Linked DNA regions of Homo sapiens: region 1 is linked to region 2. Evidence: chromatin loops called from intact Hi-C (ENCODE). Cell type or tissue: PC-3. All regions are shown on one strand. Each heading gives the region's core, and the rest is flanking DNA. Links, peaks and the distances in the headings are about the cores only. Region 1 overlaps FANCC (FA complementation group C). Region 2 overlaps AOPEP (aminopeptidase O (putative)).

Evidence for each region. A loop is a pair of places that touch in the nucleus more often than their neighbours do. Peaks named below come from ENCODE experiments on the same cell type or tissue, not always from the same donor. Only the 100,000 strongest peaks of a DNase experiment are listed, where the experiment ranks them.
Region 1: a loop joins it to region 2, with 2.8 times the contacts of the local background. A loop is called at or near these places in 5 of 110 quality-filtered maps.

Annotation. Positions count from the first base shown.
Region 1 is chr9:95,112,056-95,120,055 of GRCh38, forward strand. It overlaps FANCC (FA complementation group C), which reads right to left. Exons shown (of 15, transcript NM_000136.3): 11 at 5,260-5,335; 12 at 2,574-2,655. It also overlaps a transcript of AOPEP not described here. Among named protein-coding and RNA genes, the nearest start is that of MIR3074, 30 kb to the left of the region's middle. RefSeq lists a silencer at 4,392-4,471. In PC-3, for the core only: CTCF peaks have their summits at 4,157 (motif pointing left) and 4,362; a DNase peak (open chromatin) is centred at 4,126; H3K27ac peaks cover 1,320 bases.
Region 2 is chr9:94,906,233-94,917,680 of GRCh38, forward strand. All of the region lies in intron 5 of AOPEP (aminopeptidase O (putative)), which reads left to right. Among named protein-coding and RNA genes, the nearest start is that of AOPEP-AS1, 34 kb to the right of the region's middle. RefSeq lists enhancers at 4,430-4,599, 10,301-10,801. In PC-3, for the core only: no CTCF peak of the experiment used is centred there; DNase peaks (open chromatin) are centred at 6,859 and 8,169; H3K4me3 peaks cover 480 bases; H3K27ac peaks cover 4,136 bases.

The DNA.
Region 1 (8,000 bases), core at 1-8,000, 200 kb after region 2:
CAAAGTTCAGGTGGATATTTCAGCAACTACGAATTTTTAATGAGCTGCTGTCATCATGGGTGCATCAATGCCAGAAAGTTGAAGTGTTTGTGAAGCTATCCCCTCGCCACACTGGCAAATGGGAGTTGCAATACTTGTTTTAAGGGTAGAATTTGCTTGAGATAAGGGCCTACTAATTGTGTGCAGTGCCGGTCTCAGCAGGTGAACATCTCCCTTGGAGAGGATGGAACAGACCAGCCTGAGATCACATTAGATGAGAACATTCCTTCTGGACTGGGGCAGTGGCTGGAACAGGAGTGTTCCTGGCCCCTTTGTTGGATCTTCCTGCATGTTCCTCTGCCTGGCCCATGGAATTCCCAAGCTCTAAGCACTGTCCTCGCCTCCCTGGACACTGCTGTCCTCCTGCCCCAGTCCTCCCTGAGAACAAGTGGTTAAATGTTCTACATTTGAGCAACAGAGACATGTCCCTCTTTCCCAGGACATGGTCAGAGCTGATGCTCTGGAGGCCACGTTGGCTGTGGGCTGGGTTAGGCTGTACCAGAGTGAGGAGGGGACTCTGCCATGCCTCTTCCCTGCAGGCACCATGTCAGGGTAGACAGATGCACAGAGCAGTGAGGCTCCCTCATGCTCCCAGCTCCCAGGTTGGCAGCGTGACTGGATCAGGATCAGAGACCGGTCTGGTCCTTCCCTCTGTCTTCCACCAGTAGCTGAATGCACAAGCAGTCCCATGTGGCCACCTGAAAGGTATCTCATGGCTCCAAGGTCTGGATTGAAGTGGGAGCCCCACGAGGTCTAAGTCCTGTTCTGCAGCACCACATGCGCCCTTTCTGGTTGCTGTTTTATTCCAGTCTTCACGCATTTGACATCACACATTCTGAGTGATGGTGGAGAGGGTGGGTAGAGAGAAGAGAAAAACACCCAGGGCACCCACTGCACAACATGTCTCAATCACAGGGTGGGCTGTTTATGCCACCTGCATCTACGTCCTGTCCCCGAGTTAAGATTCTTCAAGGTCCAGCTCTGTGTAACACCAGGACAACCAGGGAGGGTGTGTGGGGGGCCGACTGGCCACTGCAGGCTATTCATGTGGCCAACCCCGCAGCCTCCATTGGCTGCAGGCCTTTTTTGTCTGGTCTCTGTCGGTAAGAATCATGGTGAGGAAGGAGTGAGCAGCTGGCACCCAAGCCATCAATCACGGAGCTGGACATAGGTGTGTCACCCATTGTCTGTGTCAACTCGGTGTGAGACTACAGAGAATTCCAGGAGTGAAAAGTGGCAAAAGGAACAAATAAGATAGTCTTAGTAGGCTAGCAGGGACAATGAATAAAATTATACTCTGAAAGAGGAAGCCAAAGAGTGTTATGATACAAGGAATTTAGCAAGGCATAAATGTGAATGCTTTCAAGAAAATCACACACATAAGAGGGTACCTAACACTACTGTTAAGAAATTAACAAGCCAGGCACAGCGGTCCACACCTGTAATCCCAGCACGACGGGAGGCCAAGGCAGGAGGATTACTTGAGCCCATGAATTTGAAGCAATACAGCAAGACCTCTACAAAAAAAAAAATTTTTTTTTTTTTTTGGAGACGGAGTCTTACTGTCACCCAGGCTGGAGTGCAGTGGCACGATCTTGGCTCACTGCAAGCTCCACCTCCTGGGTTCATGCCATTCTCCTGCCTCAGCCTCCCGAGTAGCTGGGACTACAGGCACCCGCCACCACGCCCGGCTAATTTTTTGTATTTTTAGTAGAGATGGTGTTTCACCGTGTTAGCCAGGATGGTCTCGATCTCCTGACCTTGTGATCTGCCTGCCTCAGCCTCCCCAAGTGCTGGGATTACAGGTGTGAGCCACCGCGCCCGGCCACAAAAAAATTTAAACATTAGCTAGGTGTGGTGGTACACGCCTGTAGTCCCAGCTACTCAGGAGTCTGAGTGGGAGGATCACCTAAGCGCAGGAATTTGAGGCTACAGTGAGATGTGATCATTCCACTGCACTCCAGCCTGAAAGACAGAGCAAGACCTTATCTCTAAAAATTTAAAACAAACCAACCAACCCAGAATTTATATTAGAATAGATTTTCTCATTTTAGAGAGATTTATTAGAGAGAAGGAAAAGCAAGCATTTAACATTCCACCCTACTGTGTAGGAGTTTCAAATCTCCTTCCCTAGAGAGGTAGAGGGAAGACCACAGGACCCAAACAAGTGCCCTTTCCCTTCTGTGCGGCCAGGGAGGGGTTCCCAGCAGGTGGGTGCTGCTTTTTCCAAGGCCTCTTCTTTTTATTGTTATGCCTGTATATTTCAAAATCTAAAACCAGACGTTAATGTAGAAAACATTTCGATACAGGTATTGGCACATGCATACATGCGCATGCCTATTCATCCTGACCTGCTCCAAGCCATCCGTGCAGCCATGCGCTTCCTCCACTTCTCACTTCACCATGGTGCTCACCTGTTTGGTGATGGTCCCAGACCAGTAATGCCTTCCTCTGTCAGCCCTGCTCAAAGGGCAGATGAGGATCTAGGGAAACCATGTGTGAAGTAGATTTGGGAGTGGTCAGTGTTTGCTCACCCATGAGTCTGGTCTTCAACTGCTTCTCTGAGCAGTTCAGAAATATGCTTCAGTGTCTGGAGCCAGTGTCCCCGAGGGATATCTGCGGGTGGAGAGAGATACGTCAGAGGGCAACTGAGGAAATGTCAAGCCCATGAGGAACCACCTGCAGGGATGACCTGAAGAGTCTTTGGGAGACGCCCTTTACTTCTGGTTCACGGAACCCAATACTGTTCTCATGCTTTTCCCAGCCAGTACCTATCTCTTAAGCCTGGGGAAGTAAGATCTGTCCATGTCACACAGAGTTGAACATCAAAGAATCTAATCTTTTAATTTTAGTTTTGTGGGGTTTTAAGACACGATCTTGCTTGGTCAGAGGCTGGAGTGCAGTGGTACGATCCTGGTTCACTGCAGCCCCAACCTCCTGGGCTCAAGCGATCTTCCTACCTCAGCCTCCCCAGTAGCTGGGACTACAGGGGTGCACCACCATGCCCAGCTATTTTTAAAATTTTTTTGTAGAGATGAGGTTTCACTATGTTTCTCAGACTTGTCTCAAATTCCTGGGCTCAAGTGATCCTCCCGCCTTGGCCTCCCAAAGTGCTGGAATTACAGGCATTAATCACCACGCTTGCCCTCAAGTAATTTTAAATTCAGGTACATGGAAGTAGCTAGAGATTGCATAAGCAGCCCCCGCTGAGACTGGGAAATGCCGGGTTGCGGATGCCCTAGGTTTCTTCTTTTCTACCTACACACTCCTCCATCACTAATGTGTTGATTTCAAAATAGACGGAGACTGTAGTAAAGCAGCCAATAAGGAATTAGGAATAGACTGCCTGACTGCTTTCCTAGGGCTGTGATGAATTCACAATATGATTTCAGGTTTACAGTGGAAAAAAAGGCCAGGAAAGAAAATAAGTGAGCATTATGCAAACAAATGTCTTTTCTTGAGTGAGCTGCTCTGGTTTCACAGTCATCCTGTGGTTTTAAATACAGCTGAGCAGCACGTATCTGCAGTTCTGTGCAGCATCTGCAAAAGTTTTCACATAGTGATAGATGCTATAATCGAACACACAAGGAAGGTAAGGCGAGTGATGGACAAACTGCTGCTACTCCACAAGGCCAGCGCCTCCCTCCTCTGAACTCCCGCGGCCCTTGGTGCACAGCCTTTTGAAGGTATTTTTCGTTTCTTCCTTTTACTAGCTATTTAGATGTTTATTTCGCATTTCCTCCACTTGTAGTGTCTACACAGTCAGGGCTCGTAAGTGATCCTCTTTTACACCCCTCTCCCGGCCTTCACAATGGGTATGAAATAAATTTCTGATAAACAGAAGATCATGCCACTAAAAAACACTTCTTCAATCTGTGACCATAACACTGTTTCCCAAAGTAATATACAGACAGCTCTTCTAGGAACTAGCACAAGAGGTTCTTGTACTTCTGCCCGAAGCCACCTATTTATATTTGGACATAAATCTACAAGTTACACAAACGGAAAGGTAAAGGGTTGGGCCCATGCCCATGCACCACCTCACCGTTTATTTACTATTTCCAAACTGAGACACTAACAACTCCAGTACATTTTCTGGAGCTCACTCAGCGTCCCCTGTTGGCTGACTTTAGGCTTTGCTGATCTGACCTAAGCGTAAGGTGAACCCTGGGAGAGTGAATTCCTCATTTTTCTGTCTTGTTAATAAAGTTTTCCCAAGAGTTTTCATAAAACTGTCACCCAGAGATCCCACCCCTAGCTCCAGCATCTGAGAAGACAGTGTTAGGGGATCACCCTGGGCAAGAACCTACATCTTCTCGAAAAAGGAAGAGGAATTTAGGTTTTGTAAAATGCTCTGAAACTTTGAATCATTTGCATTTCTCAAACAGATCTACTCACTCAAGTCTCAGAAAAAAGGCAGGCCCAAAATGGCATAAAAAGGAAATGTGACTGGCTCGTTCCCTTCTGTCTCCTCTCCTCCCATGCTCCAATAAGGCCCCTTTCTGGCTGGCGCAGTCTGTGCCCATGTCAGGACTGCCTTCCATCAGGTTTCAGGCCTCAGAGGGAAAGGATGCCCTTATTCTCTATTTCCGAAATGTCTCCTAAGCGTGAGCTCACAGCCACATTCCTGGATCAACACCAGTCGAATGAAGGCTGGAACCATCACTTCCCCAGCTGGATAGCCTTTGGAAGGCTGGCAAAGGATATCAGGAGAGGCTGTGGATGAAGCACCTTACTGAACTCTCTCAAAATCCTTCCCTTAGCTTGGTTAGGGGAAACTTCCCCTGCATTTCCTCAGCTTCATCCATCATTTTGTCTTTTCTTCTGCAACAAGGCTGCACAGAGTAGAAAGAATGAAAAGCAAACGAATGTACTGTTTTATTCTGACTCAGCCAAGTCTTAGCCTGTTCCTGGCATCTGGTGGATCTGGTTGGCACCAGAAGAGCCTGTGTTATCTGGAGGCAGACTAGCAACACCTACCAGAGGCCATTGTTTTTTTGTTTGTTTTCTTCTTTTGGTAAGTGATCACAACTGGGAAGCCAAGCAGACTCTCATATCAAAATCCACAGAATGTGGGATCCTGGGGGCTTAAAGGGATCTTAGAAATAACCAGTTCTGTCTCCCTCATGCTGTAGATAAGGGCCTGATGAGGAGGTCATAATTTGACAATGCTCTTCCCAGGAAATCATTCTGATGTGGGCAAAGTCAACCCTAACTCACCTTGAGGGTCTTGCAGCAGCACCATGGCAAGAGATGGAGAAGTGTAAGGAAAGTAGGTCTTGAGTGCAAACCGCAGCTGCCACAGGATGGAAAATCCAAAGAGCATGAACATTAAGATTGAAACGGGGTCAGGAAAATACAAAACTCTGAGTCCTCTGCCCAAAAAAGACCCACCAGTACTAACATGGTCAGAACACTTTCTTAAACATTTATTTTTTGAAAAATAAGCTCCCAATAACCTCATATTTTCCAGAATAATTAACCTTTTTAAAGTCACCTTCTGGGACTTAAAAATTTATGCTCTTGATGTCTTTATGAGTTCTACTTCACATGAACCCAATTATACAAATAAATCTTCTGTTTTGGAAAGACTTGCCAAAGCCGTTGTGAGATGTTAGGTATTTCAGCATTTTTTTTTTTTTTTTTGAAACGGAGTTTTGCTCTTGCTGCCCAGGCTGGAGTGCAATGGCGCGATCTCAGCTCACCGCAACCTCTGGCTCCCGGGTTCAAGCGATTCTCCTCCCTGTCTCCCAAGTATCTGGGATTACAGGCATGCGCCACCAAGCACTACTAATTTTGTACTTTTTAGTAGAGACAGAGTTTCTCCATGTTGGTCAGGCTGGTCTCGAACTCCCGACCTCAGGTGATCTGGCCGCCTCGGCCTCCCAAAGTACTGGGATTACAGTGAGCCACCATGCCCGGCTTGTTTTTGTTTTTTTATTGAGATGGAGTCTCCTTCTGTTGCGCAGGCTGGAGTGCAGAGGCACAATCTCAGCTCACTGCAACCTCCACCTCCCGGGTCCAAATGATTCTCCTGCCTCAGCCTCCTGAGTAGCCGGGATTACAGGCACATGCCACCACACCTGGCTAATTTTTGCATTTTTAGTGGAGATGGGGTTTCACCATGTTGGCCAGGCTGGTCTTGAACTCCTTAGCTTAAGTGATCCACCTGCCTCGGCCTCCCAAAGTGCTGGGGTTATAGTCATGAGCCACTGAGCCTGGCTCAGCATGGTTTTTAAAATAACAACAAAAGTGTAAAACTGTGCTCGCATTTCGAGGGCCAAAGAGCTACAGCTATCTATGCCCCCAAGGGGCACAGAAGCTTTTTTAAAAATTGAGGTAAAATCTATAACGCATGGAGTGCATGGGCTTTAAGTATATGAGGTTTTGGTAAATGTGCAAATCCATGTGACCACCACCCCAGTGAAGACACATTTCTATCACGCCAAAAAGTCCCCTTCCAATTCTTAACAATCATTCCCTCCACCCCACCCTGGCAACCAATGTTTTGATTTTGACAAGAGAGATTAGTTTTGCTTATTCTTGAATTTTGTGTAAAGGGAACATAAAGTATGTTTTCTTTTGTGTCTGGCTTCTTGGGCTCAACATATTTTCTTAAAGATTAAGCCACGTTATTGTGTGCGAGTAGATCATTCTGTTTTTATTGCTCAGAAGTAGTCTGAATTGTATGAATATGCCATAGTCTGTTTAGCCATTCTCCTCTTGATGTGCATTTGGGCTGCTTCCAGTTTGGGGCTGTCATGAATAAAGCTGTAGTTAACATGCATACATATGTCTTTTCATGGACATGTGTTTCTGTTTCTCCTGGGGATGCCATCGGAATGGAACTGCTGGGTCACAGATAGATGCTTGTTTAACATCGTAAGGCCATATGGTTTTCCGGTGTTGTACCATCTTACGCCCACCAGCAATGTATGTGAATTCCAGTTGCTCCACATACTCCCCAGCATTTCATCCATTCTAGTGGCTGGGAACATAACCCTATGTATGCTTGCTTTCCTACCTGTTTCACTCTGCACTTTCCTGATGGCAAATGACGCTGAACAGTTTTCATGTGCTTACTGCCAACTTATGTATCTTTTTTGAAAGTATATATTCAAGTCTTTTGTCCATTTTAAAAACTGGTTTCTTAGGCAGTTATAAGAGCTCTTCATATATTCTCGACACAAGTCCTCTGTTGTATACATATATTACAAATATTTTCTCCTAGCTAACGGCTTGCTTTTTCAGTTCCTTCTTTCTTCCTTTTCTTTTTTTTTTTTTTTAATTGAGATGGAGTCTTGCTCTGTTGCCAAGCTGGAGTGCAGTGGTGTGATCTTGGCTCCCTGCAACCTCCACCTCCCAGGTTCAAGCGATTCTCCTGCCTCAGCCTCCCAAATAGCTGGGACTAAAGGCACATGCCACTATGCCCAGCTAATTTTTGTATTTTTAGTAGAGACGGGGTTTCACTATGTTGGCCAGGATGGTCTTGATCTCTTGAACTCGTGATCCACCCACCTCAGCCTTGCAAAGTGCTAGGATTACAGGCATGAGCCACCGTGCCTGGCCTGCTTTTTCAGTTTCTTAATGATATCTATCAAAGAATAGAAATTTTACATTCCTTTCTTATTTTTTGAGATATGGTTTCACTCTGTTGCCCAAGCTGGAGTGCAGTGGCATGATCACAGCTCACTGAAGCCTTGATCTCCCAGGCTCAAGTGATCCTCCCACCTCAGCCTCCCGAGTAGCTAGGACAACAGGTGTGTGCCACCACGTTCAGCTAAATTTTGTATTTTTTGTAGAAAAGGGGTCTTACTTTGTTGCCCAGGCTGGTCTCCATCTCCTGGGCTCAAGAGATCCTCCTGCCTTGGGGCTCCCAACGAGCTGGGATTACAGGAGTGAGCTATGCCCCCAGCCTAAAAGTTTTAAATTCTGATGAGGTCTAATTTATCCATTTTTTC
Region 2 (11,448 bases), core at 1,925-9,924:
TGGATCACTTGAGCCCAGGAGATCGAGACCAGCCTGGGCAACATAGCGAGACTCTGTCTCTACAAAAAAAAAAAAATGTAAAAATTAACTGGGTGTGGTGATGCATGCCTGTAGTCCCAGCTACTCAGGAGGCTGACGCGGGAAGATTGCCTGAGCCAAGGAGGTCAAGGCAGCAGTGAGCCACTGTACTCCGGCCTGTGTGACAGAGTGAGACCCTGTCTGAAATAATAATAATAATAATAATAATAATAAAAAAACAGACCCCCTCTCTATAAATATAGATTTTAATAAAATTAACCAGGTCTCAGCTACTCAGTCCCAGCTACTCAGGATGCTGAGGTAGGAGGATTGCTTGAGCCCAGGAGTTCAAGGTTACAGTAAACTACGATTGTGCCACTGCACTCCAATCTGGGTAACAGAGTGAGACCTTGTCTCTAAAAACTTAAAAAATATTTTTGTTTATTGAATGTCTCTTCCTGCTACACTGTGACCTCCCTAAGGACCCCAGTCCACATCAGTTTGGTTTGCTAATGTATCCCAAGCCCCCAGGACAGAGCATGGCAATGTAGGCTCTCAGTTAATATTTGCTGAATCAATGAATGGTGCAGCAGCACTGTCCACCTTCTATGTCCTGTTTGCCCAACCCAGTCTTGGACTTAGGTGTGTGTTCCCTGAATGGAATCACCTGGTGACCCACAGACACAGAGCTGTTCCCCCCATGTGTACATCCAGCTGATACTAGAAAGGAGAGGTGGGCCCGAGTTTTGGCTCTGCTGCATCACTGGCTTGCTGTTCCAGGTCGGAATTTTCCTCTTTCTGAGCCTTTGTTTCTCACCCGAAGGGAACAAAAGGCCACCACCCTCACAAAGCTGTTGAGATTCAATGAAAAAGAGAGGAAAGATGGATATGAAGGGCCCCTAGAAATAAGGACATTACTAATTTCCTAAGGAAAGTACAGTCTTATGAGTGACATCACCGTATTTTAAAATCAGACACATTGGTTTCCTGCAGACACAGGGAAGACCCACACCTGCAGGCATGTGTGGAGCATGTGAACAACTCTGCTCTTTGATTTTGGCATGCTGCTTCTCGGGCTTCTCTAGAAAGGAGAAAACTGAAGAACTGAGAGACCCAGAGGCTGGTGTCCAGATCAAGTGCAGCTGCCATGTTTCAAGGAGAGCCGTCTTCTGTGTGTACACAGTGTTGGCCTCAGAGACCAGCCAGGAGAAGGCTGGCTGGGCACAGAGTCAAGCATCAGGACACAGAGTCATGCATCAGGTTGTTTTCCGCGGGGAAAGGTGTAAGGAGGAAAGGGCTGCCTGTTTTTTTGCCCCTTTACACACATGCATGTGTGCACACACATGCACACCCTCCCCCACACCAGTCTTCCCCAGAGCCTCTTCCAAAGCAACATCTCCAGCCTCGGGGTATCAACATTAGAGTGCAGTTCTCCTTCCAGGCATCTGGGAGCCTCCCTTGCAGCAACCCCTCTTCAGACTAGAATTCGAGGCATGTCCCTCTCAACAGCTGACCAAGGTGCAGGCAGCTAGCTAGCTTTGTGAAGGCAGCGTGGCCTACAGGGTGGGCTACCCTGCAAATTTAAGGGCAAGATTAGTCCCCAGTCTTCGCTGGGCCTCTTTCCTCATTTGCTCTCTGGAGGTGGAGGTTACTCTAAGTGCCCTTCAAATTCCTTTCCAGCTCTATTCTTTGAACTGCTGGTTTCTTCCTTTCCAACTTATGGAAATTATTTTCCTCACTTTTCCTGAGAGGGGAAGTATAAGACACCAGGCTGTCTCTGACAACTGCCAAAGTGGCCGTTTTTTAATGGAAAGTCAGCTTCCTTCTCAGGTTGCTTAACAGAGCAGAAGCTTCTCGAGAACAGAGAAGCCTAATGTTTCCCTCTGGTTTTTTGACGTCAGTTGCCTGTGGGTGGGTTCCCATCCGCTGCCACCTCTCCAACCACACTAAATTTTATTGCGCAGATTTTAAAAACACACCTTGGTGTGGCAGGCCACCGAAAGAAGCGATTTAGCCCAGGAGCCCTGCTGTTAAGCTGTGGCAGAGAGAGCTTTGGTCCAGTCTCTGACTGTGCCAGGATCCCATCCCACAGAGTAAATCCTCCATCCTCCCCTTGTTGGCCCCTCACCAATAAAAGCGGAATGTTCACTTTACACTATCTCCTGGGGGATTTGAAGAATCAATTCTGAACACTGACTTGAAAGCACTTATCCCTCTAAGAGTATAAGAAGTGGGGAAGGGAAAAGGGAGCTAACATTTGTGGGATGTTTGCTGCGTGCCAGGTACTGGGCTGGCTGCTTGACTTTCATTCTTTCCTTTAACTCTGCTTTGTAATCATCATACACAAAACCGTCAAATGGTTTAGGCTGCTGAGAGTCTAAAGCTTATCAAGAAGACAGTGACCATGCAGAGGTAGAGAGGGGAAACCAGACCTCCCATAAACCCCCAGGAAGCTAAATATCTTTGGCATACTTGACACCACCCATGCAAAGTTTAAAAATCTAATTATGTCCATTTGCAATGCACAGATAAGGGGCACTGGAAATATATTCACCAATACAAATATGTTGGTGCTTTCAAATGTCAGAAGAGTTCAGCCGAGTGCTGCAAATCTCGTCACTGATAAATAACAGACATGTTCATCTTATTCCAATATTTTCCTTTCTAACTTAAAAATAACTTTGTCATTTCTCCTAGTATGTTTTGAGGTGATTAGTCTTAAAATGTGTCATAGGTGGTAAATTCAGGAGAACTGAACTTGGCCTCCAAAATAAGCAATGTTCCCCATGACATTATGGAATAAAAACACACACTTGCTTTGGTTTTGCCTGGTTTGAGGCTTCGTAACGTGAGCAGCGTTCACAGTGAGTCCGTGAATGGAAATCACGCCACACAGGAGCTGTGACTCAGGCCTGTTCTCCGAAGGGGTGAGGTGATGGCTATTAATATTTAATTTCATATACTGTAGTGTTTGCAGAAGCAAACATGCTGTAGTTAAGGTTACGCGCATTGAGCGTCAGCATAATCCAGTTTTTCTTTCCGCCAGGCTTTTTTCACACAGATGTGTTCAACCCAAAGGTGAATTTTTGGAGCCTTAAAAAAAAAAAAAAAAAAAAAAAGAATGAGAAAATTTGAAAACAATTAGGTAAACCATTATGGTTATACAACTGTGAAAAGATGACAGCTTTTATACTTAGAAAATAGTATGAAATGTTTTCTTTTCTTTGTTTGTTGTTATTTTCCTCTCACATGAAACTGGTCAACCAACCACCAAAACAAAGAAAAGGAACGATGAGGCTGAAACTTAAGGGTAGCCATTTGTCAGCAGAAGTAAAGGCCAAGTATTCCCAGAGAGAAGGCATCGCAGTCAACTGCTGTGACGTGTGTGACGTCCATCTCAAAAGCCTGTGTGAATGTAACTACACAGGGTGGCATACGCTGATGTCTGCCCTAGATCCCCACAAGCCTCTAGCTTGGGGTGAGTCACCAGTTTCAGGCAAGGGGTGTCTGTTGGTTCTGAGGTGACTGGGCCTTTGTAAAAGAGCTTTGAAGGAAATACCTTGCAGACTTAAACGGCTGTCATGAGTCCGCCATGGCACACAGCAGCTCCCACCCCATGGATGAAGGCTGCAGCTCGCTGGGTCTTGCTTTCTCATCTGAGAATGGGAGGGGGTGGGGCCTCTAAGAGCCCTTCTGGATCGAGTGTCTGGGGATTCCAGAACCAGCCCCACTCCTTCCCAAGGTTCAGCGCTAGCACATCCATACTCCCCAGACTGTCTCCCCCATTTCGGTTGCGGCAAGACTGCTGTGAGCCAGAGCTATGCAGGCGTTTGAATCGCGGGTCCCTGCCTAGATGGACACTTCTTCCCCTTAACTAGTTTTCTCCCTGGCAGCCCTCCGTCCATTCTCACCTTTCCTCCTCACCTCTAGTCCTGCATTAGAAGCAGCCGGTTCTCCTTCCCAGAGCCCTCCCTGGCAGATTGTGAACCGACTAGGCCATGCCTCTTCACCTGTGGAGAGTGGCTCTGAAGCAGGGTACTCTCTCTTACCCTGGGCCCTGCACTCCAGTGCAGAAGCATCCAGCACCTGTGGCAGACTGGTCATCTGAAACCTTGCTACCCGGGTAGGACCCCAGCTTCCTTGTCCTCTGGCTTCCGAGCGAGGACTGGGTCTCGGGCAGCCTTGCAGCACGCAGCACATCAACCGCGGATCTTCTTGGGCTCCCTCAAGGGTGGGACCTAATGCTACTCCAGTCTCCCTGCTGTGGGCACGCCTCTGCCTTTGCTGTTGACTTGAGGATGTGCTTTTAACCTATTGCACCTGGCTTCACACTGAGTGGGCAAAGGACAGAGGGCCCACTGGTCGAGGGTCCAGCTCTTTCGGAGGACAGCAGGACGTCTTTTGCCCCAGGGCCATCCTCTGCACTTTTATATGATGAGGTGCAGCAGTGTTTCTAATTCTCTGTTGCTTGAGAAGTATGGACATTTCCCTAGATCTTTTGGCAGTTCCTAACACATCTGCAGAGAAGGATCTTGGGGGAGGGGCCAGTCTATTAGGATGAGCCATATGAAATTGCCCATTTTTTGAAGTTGGAAAGGGTCACTTATTGCATTTTATGTAGTTCAACTTAAAGGTCAAAAAGGTGGAGGAATGTCTGGGCCTCCTCGTGATGTTATGTTTACCTAATAAGCATCCTGGGGTTTTGCCTAGGGTTTATGATACAGTATCTGTGTCTATAGCAAAGAGTATTATTGTAGATACTGTCATTACTACTTAAGGTATTATCACTACTGCTACTTGAGCTCACTTTAGAAACAATTGATAGAGATAGAGGGAAGACTGTCTATCCCCTGGAAGACCCCAGTACCTCAGTCCTGGGCCCTGGTCTTTCCCTTTGGAACTAGTGGTTTAAAATGAGCTCTCCTTTACCTCCATTCTTGTCTTCCCTGCTTTGAAACAGGACACCTCTGGCCAGTGGGCTTCCTTTTGGAGATAAGAGATGTTGGGTGATCAATGGCCTCAGACAATGTAGCTGTCACAGTTTCATTTTTAAAATGTCATGGTGATAAAAACAGCCATTTGCTAATAAAAAGGGTGGGATTCATTGCCTAGTGGCATTCACATCCATGCTGTCATTGTCTAACCCAGATTTCTCAGAGCAGCCACTGGCTTGGTGTCGTAGCTGAATGATGTCACTTCAAGCATCACGTAATTTTCCAGCTGGCTAGGATGGAAAAGGGGTTTATTATTGTGGCATGTTTTTCACAGCGTCTGAAAAAAAGTGAAGCAGACAGGGATATATGACAGGATTGGTTCTGTTTTTACAGGTGTGTCTGAAGCATACAAGGTACCTTTCACTTGCAATAGAAATGTGACTCTATGGCAAAAGAAATTTTTTAAAAAAAGCTTTTCTCAAGAGATTTTAAATATATAATACATAATTAGTGTTGGAAATTGGCCTCGAATACATTAAACTCAAAAGACTAGGAGGTGGGCTGCCCAGACCCTGGTCTCAGTTCTGTCCCTACTGACAGAGCTCTAACTTCATCTTTGCCTCAGTTTCTCCATGGAAAAGATGGACCTCCCAGGGTATTTGTCTGTTTTTAACTTTTCATTGCAGTGTAAAACAGAAAAGTATACATCTTAGCATACAGCTTGTTGGATACAAACTGTAGACATCCCTGTCACTAGCACCCTGACCAAGAAATGCACATAACCAGCACTCCAGAAGACCCCTGTGCCCCTTCCAGTCAACCACACACACAAGGACTTCCAGCAGCATAGATTTCAGCCCAGTGAGACCTGTGTCCGACTTCTGACCTGACGAGCTGTAAAATAATAAATTTGTGTTGTTTTAGGCCACCGTACTTGTGGTGGTTTGTTGCAGCTGCCCTAGGAAACCAATGCACTGATGCTGCTGGCAAGAGGGAGAGCCAGGAGTTGACCCCCAGCTCTGTCCCCAAAGACCGAGTTCTTAAAAACCACTAGAATAGATAGTACCGCTCTTAGCTTTGTTAGGTGTTTGGTCATTGGTGAGGGTATGAAGGTAAAATGAAAGTGCAAGTGCCAGCCAGCGTGCAGTTAAGTTGGGTACTAGGTAGCCAGTGTCTTTGAGGTACTCTGACTTGCCCAGCCCCCGACCCCCATGCTCAGAATGTCCCCTGCCTGGAAAGAAGGAATGTGATATGTTACTAACACTTCAGTGTGAGTTGAGTGCGTTATCTCTTCCTAAAGTATTTGCGTTCTAAAAGATGACCTAAGTGATGACTTTCTGCTATTTATGAGAAAGAGGGCTACACTACGGTGCCATGGCTGACCGTGTGAGACCCAATTCCTTGTCCATCTTCCACTACAGAGTCAGAAAACACCAAAAAGCATCTTTCCCATGCTGCCTTAACAGCTAGCAGAGACTAAAGAGTAGGAATCTCGGCTATGGGCTCCCTGGGAAAAGTTGCTTTCCTGATGAAAGGGATCGTTGTTGCTGGCACAGCGCGTTTCTTCCATGTTAAACACGAACATGGTGCATGAAGGTGTAGTGGTCAACCCGTGAGCATGAGGGGCAAGCATGAGGAAAGAAGTGCACACAGGAAGGATGGAGAGTGGGAGTATAGCAAGTCCTCCAGCTCCCGCTGCACTGCCAGTCACTGCACCAGCCCCAGCAAGGTCTTGTCACTCCAGTGATATTGTTTCAAGAAAGGAAAAACCTCTCCAGTGTGTGCCAGTGTTCATTGTATTTTTTGTTACTTGCAGCTGAATACATTCCAAACAGACCCGGGTGCCTTTCAGATCACAAAAAGGTAACCACCTAGGAATGGGGACATGGGCAGGCAGAATTCTTTAGAATGAAAGGAATTCCTGGGATCCTTGCCCACATTTTCACCACGGTGAACACATGCAAAGAATGATGAGTCAAGGGAACCATCCAGAGAAATGGGATTGAGCTGTAGATATCCAATAAACCTGATGCATTCCATTTGGGGAGAAGAAATAGAAGGCTCATAATTTTAAATGGAAAGGTTAGTTAAAATCAGGAGACTTTGGAGAGACTTTGGAGAGACTTTTATTTGTTTATTTTTGTTTCTGGTGAGGTTTATTACCTTTCAGAGGGACATGCTGTTAAGTTGAATACCTCTGAGGATGACCATCTGTCACATATTTTCCAGGACCACCCTGGGAAATAAGAAGGATATTGTCTCCTTATCTCGACAAGCGTGCCATGGTGGTCTATCCATGGAGTCATAATTTGAGATTAGGAAATATGCTGTTATTCTTAAAAGTTCAATTATTTATGAATCCCCAATAGCCAGGTGATCCCTTATACTTAGTGGCATTTATTGATGCAGATGAGTACTTTGAAAAATTAAGAGAGACATTTACTTTTTAAGCTACCACTAAGACGGTCTCTGACCGGATAAAGATAACTTGAGCAGGCGAATTTGTTTAACAAAGGTGGTGACATATATTGTGGCAGCTGAATGCCCCCTTACAGCCAAGGGAGAACAATCAGTGAATTCATTCGTTTAATTCATGAATTTTCCTTCTATTTACACTTTAAACAAACATGCCAGTTGTTTGCTTAGTTAACAAGCTCTGCCTTCATTATAAGCCATTAGTGGCTAGTAATAACTGAAACTGTGTTTGGATTTCACAAATACAATAAACCCAATTAATTTCACCCTTAGTAATATGGAATTTGTCTGATCAACCTGAGCTAGGCAGAAGTTTGTGTCTTTGCCCTTTGCATGAAGGGTTTGCTAAATCATCTTATAGCCATAAATAGGAATTCTTCATAAGAAAAACTAAACAAAACAGCTTAAATCCTAATGCTTCTAAGGGGCCAGGCAGCAATATAAATTAGTGAATGGGTTGGATAGAGCATCCTCTAAGAAACACTTGGTCTACTTTTGATGGAGACATGGATGTAAGAAATATTTCACTTTTTAATCCTGTGATAAGAAGGAAAAAAACCACACACATGATTATAAATGACAAGGAGGCTCAGCCAATGGCAGGGAGACGGGAGGGAGAAGTTGGGACCACAGCAAACTGGAGAGCCCAAGCCCTGTCTGAAAGGACCAGCTCCGATTCAGCTGCAGTTACTACATAAGAATGCAGGCCTGTGATGAGGGACTCCAAAGCAGGTTTTGCCTGCTTCTCGGATTTCACCAGGATGAATCATAACAGGGACCTGATAAAATCCTATCTTTGAAATGCTCTGTAATGCTTATTATTGTTCTTAGGAAATGATAAAATATTGCCCTTTGGCATTAGACGTGTGTGTGTGTGTGTGTGTGTGTGTGTGTGTGTGTGTATGTACAGGATAAATATGTGCCCACTTCTAAAAAAGACCTGGGCCTAGTGTGGCCACATCTTTCAAATTTTTAATGTAATGTCAAAATCTGGATTTCTGGATAAAATCTTCCCATTTATAAACTTTGGCAATGAGTTTTTGCTATTTAAGCTGATGCTGTGCAGCCACCACAGTGCAGATCAGCAGCTCTCAATGTGGTCTCTGGACCAGCCACATTAGCATTACCCGGGAACTTCACAGAAATGCAGGTTCCTAGGCCCTACCCAGGCCTACTGAAACAAACTCTCTTGGGGTGAGGCCCAGAGATCTGTTTTAACAAGCCTTTCAGGTAGGGCTGCCAGCTTTTAGCAAATATTTCATGGAACATACACCAAAAAATTATTCGTTGTTTATCTGAAATTCAAATTTGAGTACGTGTGCTGTTTTCTTATCTAGCGGACCTACCTCCCGGTGCTTCTGATACCCGCTGGTGTTGATCAAGCAAAACATGTGTATGAGCCAGGCTGCTTGTGTTTGAATCTGCTTTGACACATATTAACTCTGGGATTTTAGGCAAGTGACATAATTTCTGTGTGGCTTGGTTTACTTACATGTAAAATAGGCACGATAATAATTTCTTCCTCATGGGGTGGTTGCTGGAATTGAATGAGTTAACGAACATAAAATACTTAGAACTTTGCCTGGGAGAAAATAAACAATATATGTGTTTAGTATCATCATTTTATTTTTTCTTTTCTTTCTGCTCTAATCATCACCGCTCCTGCCACCACGCAGCCATCAGGGAATATGAGAACTCATCTTCCTTCAATTCTTTTTTCCTGGATCTAACTTTGATTTAGCAGAATTGATTCTAACGTGCTATTCCCCAAGGCCACTCTGTTGCTTGTTCCTACCCAGAGTTACCCTTCCTTTGAAATCTGGTTGACAGTATGGCGGTCTGGCAGGGAACCCGCTCTTGCCTCCACCCCGACGTCCTGCTGCCTGACCAGAGTTACCCTTGCTTTGAAATCTAGTTGACAGTGTGGTGGTCTGGCAGGGAACCCACACTTGCCTCCACCCCAATGTCCTGCTGCCTGAACTCTGTCAGCCGGCAGTGCCTCTGTTGCGCTCAGGCCTCTTGTTGTACAGACCAGCCTTGCTACTTCGTGTCTGCTTTCACCAGCCCAGCAGGGCAAGTCAACAGCTTCCTGACCCTACCTTGGATTTTCAGATTTGCAGAGGGCCTGACTGGGGCTTGGCTTCTTGCTGTCAGTTGGGGAAACAATGAATGCCTTCCTCACCAATTGAATTCTGAGTACACTTTAGGAAATCCCCACAACTTTTTCCAGACAAGGAACATGGGAAGATTTGATTTGTGGACCCAAAGAGTGTATTTCAAAGCAAAGCAGTCACCAAACTGTCCTTGCTGAGAATGGCTGCAAGCTGCCCCAACGTGTCCCTCCATAAAGCAGCCCTCCAGGCCTCCACACCGCCACACGGGACAGACTTGTGCTCGCTGTGAAAACCACCAGGATGAGCTATTACGGCTCTCAGTTGTGCCATTTTATTGCTGTTCTGGAAATGGAGCAAAACACATTATTTTATTAAATAAAGATTTTCCCTGTATCACAGTGGAGGCTAATTTTATTAGCTCTTTTTATGGGAACAAACATCATCGCCCTGATTGGGGAGGACGGAGGTGGGGGCCGTGGGGAGGTGAGGGAGTGGAATCACATTTTGTCATCTGCGTGCTCCAATGAGGCTGCCGACATGTTTTAGTTGGTTACTCACATTAATTACTTACTTACCAGAAGAGTTCCCCAGATCCTGCAGAAAATACACAGCTTTCATTCATAAGTAATTTATAGATGATTCAAAAGACATGTTCAGGGCCAGGCTCATGCCTGTAATCCCAGCACTTTGGGAGGCCGAGGCGGGCAGACCATGAGGTCAGGAATTCAAGACCATCCTGGCCAACATGGTGAAACTCCCGTCTCTACTAAAATACAAAAATTAACTGGGCATGGTGGGGCACACCTGTAGTCCCAAGCTACTCGGGAGGCTGAGACCAGAGAATTGCTTGAACCCGGGAGGTGGAGGTTGCAGTAAGCGCCAGTGCACTCCAGCCTGGGCAACAGAGCGAGACTCCCTCTCAAAAAAAAAAAAAAATTAAATAAATAAATAAATAAATAAATAAAGACATGTTCAGTTACAATAAATATTTGTTCATATTGTGTGGGTATGGGTGTGTCCCCTGACAACCAAAATCTATAGTCTCCAAAATGTATAACTAAATGAACAGAATGTTCAAAATTTGTTCAAAAACAAATTTTTTGTTCTCATCTATGAGATTCTGGAATGTTTAAGGCAGAACATGTACTGTCACATTGAGAGAGGGAAAGGAGTCCAAATCTAGTTGAAAAACTGAATAAAATACTGTTTCTCCCTCTGATTCTTTAGCTTTGAAACCTGAGACTTTCACATGCAGCTTTTTTGATGACCATAACCGGCAGAACCTGCCCCCACCCCACCCCCAGGCTAAGGCAGAGCAGCTGAGGCAGGTGAGGCCAACTCCTGAGAGTCAGACAGCAGTGCTGCCCTGTTCCGTATGCAGGGCTGAGGTCTCCACAACGTTCTCTCGGGATGTGTTGCCCTGGGGTCAGAAGGGATGTATCCGCTGCTCTGCTGGTCAGTAGCTGAGCCTTCTGTATGGTCTGCAGAGCTGCCACTGAGCCAGAGGTGGTCTCTGTGTTTCCTAGACTCAAGGTGGTCTCCATGTTTTGTCGTTGCCATGCTGTTTTTCCTGCTAGCAATAGGCCACAGCTAACGCTAAAGCAAATGGTGAAGCTGGCTACAGTGTTTTGTGTCCCCAGCCTCCCCTTCCGCCCTCATGCCTCTCTCCTCCCCAGTGTCGTCTGTGCTGTGTTTTGGAGCCTTTCCCTGGCCCCCATGAGCACCCACCTTGAACCTTGCTAGGATCCAGGTATCTGTCATTTACATCTCCATGTGACATGAAACCATAAGCCTCCTCTGAGAGCACTTAGAAGTTAAACCAGATCATAAAGCTGGAGCTCCTAGCCTTGGCATCGTTGTTTGCTTCCCTGACGTAGCTGCCCACTGCCCTATAGTATCACTGCTAC